Linked DNA regions of Homo sapiens: region 1 is linked to region 2. Evidence: chromatin contacts called from ENCODE Hi-C or POLR2A ChIA-PET data. All regions are on one chromosome and are shown on one strand. Each heading gives the region's core, a stretch centred on a gene start or an enhancer-like site at or near the end of the contact. The rest is flanking DNA. Distances are from core to core; before and after follow the strand shown. Region 1 overlaps SDK1-AS1 (SDK1 antisense RNA 1). Region 2 overlaps LOC124901574 (a long non-coding RNA gene).

Region 1 (2,795 bases), core at 261-2,760, 48 kb before region 2:
CTTCTCTTTTGAGGATCAAATCCTGGCCAACTTTGTTTGATGTTCAGAGCCCTGTATGGGAGTCAAAGCCTGCTAATAAAGCAGTCGTGCCTGTTTGGAGTCATTCTACAGCTCAGGACTTCATCCCAGGAGGGAGGTGTAGTGGGTGACTCACTAACTGTAATATAAACAACGACAACAAAAGGGTCTCTGAGTCACACTGACATTGTGGAATCAAACATATATCTCTGTGCCCTGACCCCCACCAAGGATGCAGTCACACGGATGTCCAGTTATCTTCTAATCAATGCCCAGTCCAGATGGTCACCACCCACCTCTGCAGCAAAAGTCACTGCGCATTTGGATATCTACACAGCTTGTTTGTAACTGAGTTAGTGCAGCCTAGTAAGGTACAGATGTTTTCCTTTTAATCCTGTTTGTACTTTGAAATGGTCACACTCGATGTCATTTGGCTGCAGGAAGCTCCTCCAGGAATGATCCCGCAAGAGAAATGGGATGTGCGTGGCACCATCTGATTCGGGGCAGCTCTGTCACTCCCTGCAGAACTGAGCACACTGAATTTATTTGAATAGAACAGGTTATGAGGGTGAGGATAAACATATCAATACCTCATTTTTTTTTTGAACGCCGACTCTATGATCGGATTACCTGGCCCTTCAAGGTAAGTTTATGACTGTGCTTAAAGGGCTTTGAGGTAACCACTTCTCCACCAGGATTTGCGAGGAGCCTTCCTGGCTTCCCGAGAGAAGTGGCTCGTCTTAGAATTCGAGAGCTCAGACTGACAGCAAACAGCCTGGATCTGCCAGTCTTCAGCTGCGTGACTCTGTGCAAATCGCTTTTCCTCTCTGGGCTGTTTCTCCATTGGTAAAAAAGGAGCACTTCTGAGGCTGGGCGCGGTGGCTCACGGCCTGTAATCCCAGCACTTTGGGAGGCCGACGTGGGCGGATCACTTGAGGTCAGGAGTTCGAGACAGGTTTGGCCAACATGGTGAAACCCCGTCTCTACTCAAAATACAAAAAAAATTAGCTGGGCGTGGTGGTGCATGTCTGTAGTCCCAGCTACTAGGGAGGCTGAGGCAGGAGAATAGCTGGAACTTGGGAGGCGGAGCTGAGATTGTGCCACTGCATTCCAGCCTGAGCAAGAAAGCGAGACTCCGTCTCAGGAAAAAAAAAAGGAGCACTTTTTGACCCATGTCATAGGGGTGTTGCAAAGATTGAGGGAGACATTGCCCAGGGTAGGCAGAGGACCTGAGTCAGCGGTACATGCTGTTACTGTTCTATTGCATTGGTGTGCCTTGGCCTTTTGTTCCTCACTTTAGGCCCTTGATCTTGAGCCAGTGCAATGGCAGAGCCTTGTCATGACACAAAGCATGTGTGTGTTTCTCCTCTGTCCACTAAAACGTCCATGTGGCTCCCTCCTTCAGAACAGGGAAGAAAGGCTGCTGTGAAATGTGACACTGTCCTGTTGCCTATGCCATTATGATGCTGTGGGGCAAACACTGGATCAGCTCCATAGGGTGAGGGCTGTCCATAAATAAACAGGACCTGGGGCATATCGGTTTGGGTGGGGCCAAAGCAGGTCCAGATTCAATAAGCCTGAATGAAGGGCCTGCTCCAGGCCGGGAAGTGGGTTAGTTCTATTCTCACGTGTGGTTTTATGTAATACTTGTAATAAAACTATAGTGCAGGGATCATTATGATCTTCATTTTAAAGAAGGAACTGGTCGGGTGTGGTGGCTCACGCTGAAATCCCAGTGCTTTGGGAGGCTGAGGTGGGAGGATTGCTTGAGCCCAGGAGTTCAAGATCAGCCTGGGCAACATAGCAAGACCCCATCTCTACCAAAAATAAAACAATTAGCCAGGCACGGTGATGTGTGCCTGTAGTCCCAGCTACTTGGGAGGCCAAGACAGGAGAATTGCTTAAGTCAGGGAGGTTCTGGCTACAGTGAGCCATGATTGCACCACTGTACTGCAGCCTGGGCAACAGAGCAAGACCCTGAAAAACGAAAGAAAGAAAGAAGGAAAGAAAGAAAAAAGAAAGAAAGAAAGAGAGAGACAGAGAGAGGAGGGAAGGAAGGAAAAGAAAGGAAGAAAGAAAGAGAAAGAAAACAAAGAAAAAGAGAAAGAGAGAGAGGAAGGAAGGAAGGAGAGAGAGGAGGGAAGGAAGGAAGGGAAATAAAGGAAGAAAGAAAGAAAGAAAGAAACAAAGAAAGAGAGAGAGGAAGGAAGGAAGGAAGGAAGGAAAAAAAAAGAAAAAGAAGAAGAAACTGAGCATTAGAGAAGCTAAAATTTCCTCAAGATCCCAAAGTTCCCTTCTGTGTACAGAAAAGTTCCAGGCCCAAGAGATCCTCTGAGGTGTGAAACTCTGTGTATCCACCTGCCTCACCTCCTTCAGCCCTGCCTTGTACCTCACCATAAGCCAAAGGAAACTGGGCCTTCTATTTTCTATTTTAATAGGGACTCTCTCCAACAGCCAGCAGTGCAACCAACAGAAAATCCCCCTCCAAAAAGCACTGACCTAGTGAGAGTCTTTACTAACAACTTCTTTCGGAAGACCTACAGCTGCAGAGGGCTGTCCTAAAAACCCACTTTTCACACCTCTCCCTTCAAAGCCCAAGTCCTTACGGGAGCCCCTCATCTCATTTCCTTGTCTCTCTTCATTAATCCTCAAATGCCACTCCCTTGCCCCCTCTTCTCCCTGAAGCCCACCTCCTCTCCTTCCGCAGGTGGAGACATGCAGCCAGCCCTGGCTTTCCAACCTTGTCCCCTCCACCCCTTGCCCAGGTCAGCATGGCA
Region 2 (2,731 bases), core at 190-2,689:
GGCTCAATCTGGCCTCTGATGCAAAGAATGTCGATCGATTGCTGATGTCTGCCCTGAGTGCTGGAAGGGAGGATGGCATTTACTATCCCTGCCTTAAATTAGAGGAGCTTATGGGGTTCTTCCCCAACTATAACAAGAGGGGTTAAATGAACACTAATCATCTGATAGGACAGCCACTGAAGGAGGTGAGGGGAATTTAAGAAGGAAAGGCTGTGACTGCCAATCTCCTAATGTCACCTGCATGGCCGTCAGTCACCTGCAGCCCTTGTCAGTGCACCCAAAGCCTTTGCAGATGTCAACCCAGCTGGCTTTCCAGCCATGTCTCACCATACCCCAGTGCTCCTCTGCTCCAGCCCCACTGAACTCTGCCAGACCTGGACGTGCCCTTATACATGTGCTTCCTAGACATCCCAGAACATCTGTGCCCATTGTCTCTGCACAGGGAATTCTTATGTAACTCCATGAACACCTACCCTAAGTGTCACTTCCTGTGAGAAGTCCTCCCTGATTCACTCCCTCCTCTGTTTACCCACCCACTGGAGACCCAGCTCTGCATGGCAGTCTTCACACTCTATCATCTTTGTCCTTCCTTCTTTTTTTTTTGAGTCAAGCTTTCACTCTGTCGCTCAGGCTGGAGTGTAGATCACAGCTCGCTGCAGCCTCCAACTCAGCTAAAGCGATCCTTCCTCCTCAGCCTCCAGAGCAGCTGGGACTACAGGTGCATGCCACCATGCCCAGGTAATTTTTTTCTTTTTTGTAGAGACAGGGTCTTGCAATGTTGCCCAGGCTGGCCTCGAACTCCTGGCCTCAAGCACCTCCCACTTCGGCCTCCCAAAGTGCTGGGATTATAGGCATGAGCCACTGTGTCCAGCCCATCCTTGTCCTTTCACATGTGTCACCTTTCTCGTGAGACTAAGAGGTCTGTGGGAGCAGGGTTAGTGCCTGGTCTCTGTGATCCAGTCCCCAGCCCCAGGCCTGACACACAGCTGGTGCTCAACAACCACTGGCTGAATATTGGAATGAATAAATGAACGAACTTTGTCAGTGTGGCAGATGCTATGCCTATGCTGAGACTGCTGTTTTTTCACATGCCCCTGCTTCTCCTGTGTTCCTGCAGTAGCACACTGCCGGTGGTAAATGAATCCCCAAGTATGAATGCTTCACAGAACAAAGTTTAATTTCCCCTCCCACAAAGTCCAGTGCAGATTGTGCAGCCCTCCGGAACACTTGTCTTGGTATTAACCACATCTTTTATTTCCTGCATTCCAATGCTCTGACATCTGGGGCCTCGCTGACCCCCTAGAGTTAGCCAATTTCTAGAGATACAAGTTGCCATGACAGCACTTTTCAGATGCAAACAACCCACCCAAACCAAACAAAGCCTTCTTTTCCCTCCACCTCCTAACTGACCTTGGTGCTTCCCCGTGTGGCTCTGTGTGGCGTGGCAGGCGGTGTCCCCTCCTCCTGGGAACTGTGAGTAACAAACTACTTTTTCAATAGCAATCATCTCCTGATCTGTTGGCTTCACTATACCTCAAAATTTCTACTGATACACTGTGTTTTGAAACAGGCTTCCACTGAGTGACTCAGCGATCCAGTCTGCTTTCATAGGTGGCTCTAATGAGGCAGAAATTTAAAAATAAATATGCATTCATTCACTCCAAGAAAAGTAACAGGCAAGGGTTCACAAGAAAAAAAGAAGTTTTCCTCTGCCTAGCAAGCACACTTCAAGGACAGTTATAAGATAATGCTGTACGAGCAGCCAAGGCCAAAGGAATGGGCTTCAGACACCCCTCTCCCCCAGAGCAATGTTGAAGGAAAAAAAAAGAGAAAAAGATAAATTACTTTACTGTTACTCCTTTCCCAGGCTTCTTAAACGTGATTATGTTTTACAAATGTCTGTATTTAGCCAGTTCTTGTTTTTCTTTTGACGCAGCTACAAGGCCACAAATTATACACTATATGATTAACTGCTTTTGTTTTACTTTTGTAAGTCTGCTTATAAAAACCCCACTCAGTCGTTGTTCAATGCTCAGCTTTTTGGATGCGAATCCACTGAGCCAGTGCGTACCTAAAATAAACAATCCTCCCGTTCTCCGTATCGGTCTCTCTGGTTCTCAGTTTCTCGCAATGCTAACACCTCAACCTGTGGCCCCCACAATTGTCGTGGCAGGGAACACAGACCAGGGACATCTTGCACCAGCTCTAAAATACTTCCACCCAGAGGTGGCACCTACCACGTCTGCTACCTACTCAGTGGCCATGTCAGAGGCTTTCCAACCAGAGTGACTCCATCTTGAATAAATGAGACAAGAATAGGCAGGACTGGTTTTGCAAGGTACAACTCACAAAGACCCCCCTGATAAAACAGAATGTGGTCAAGAAGCCAGCCAAAACCCACCAAAACGAAGATGGTGAGGAAAGCGACCTCTGGTCATCCTCACTGCTCATTATACACTAATTATAATGCATTAGCTTGGGAAAAAACACTCCCACCAGCACCATGTCAGCTTATAAACACCATGGCAACATTCAGAAATTATGTTATACGGTCTAGAAAGGGGAGGAACCTTCAGTTTGGGAAACTTCCCACCCCTTTCCCAAAAAACTCATGAATAATCCACCCCTTGTTTAGCATATGAGCAACAAAGAACTGACAGTATACTCAGTCAAGCAGCCCATGCCACTGCTTTGCCTATGGAGCAACCACCCTTTTATTCCTTTGCTTTCT

What was found. A loop is a pair of places that touch in the nucleus more often than their neighbours do. ChIA-PET counts read pairs that join two places held with the same protein, here RNA polymerase II (POLR2A). Pooled maps may share reads with other maps.
Region 1: a loop to region 2 is called in a map of PC-9, with 7 times the contacts of the local background. The contact joins two enhancer-like sites. A Hi-C loop is called at or near these places in 2 of 168 maps with a recorded cell type or tissue (PC-3 and PC-9) and 2 of 50 pooled maps. POLR2A ChIA-PET finds 5 or more read pairs at or near these places in 2 of 52 experiments (AG04450 and RWPE1).

Annotation. Positions count from the first base shown.
Region 1 is chr7:3,241,935-3,244,729 of GRCh38, reverse strand. It overlaps SDK1-AS1 (SDK1 antisense RNA 1), which reads left to right. Exons shown (of 3, transcript XR_001744897.3): 3 at 1-1,183. Among named protein-coding and RNA genes, the nearest start is that of SDK1, 58 kb to the left of the region's middle. RefSeq lists an enhancer at 1-837. Within about 2 kb of position 1,510, at least 3 of the 41 ENCODE cell types and tissues checked have a DNase peak (open chromatin) inside an H3K27ac peak, as active enhancers do; they include PC-9, where a contact is called at or near this core.
Region 2 is chr7:3,193,464-3,196,194 of GRCh38, reverse strand. It overlaps LOC124901574 (a long non-coding RNA gene), which reads left to right. Exons shown (of 2, transcript XR_007060192.1): 2 at 1-2,101. Among named protein-coding and RNA genes, the nearest start is that of SDK1, 110 kb to the left of the region's middle. RefSeq lists an enhancer at 713-1,393. Within about 2 kb of position 1,439, at least 4 of the 41 ENCODE cell types and tissues checked have a DNase peak (open chromatin) inside an H3K27ac peak, as active enhancers do; they include PC-9, where a contact is called at or near this core.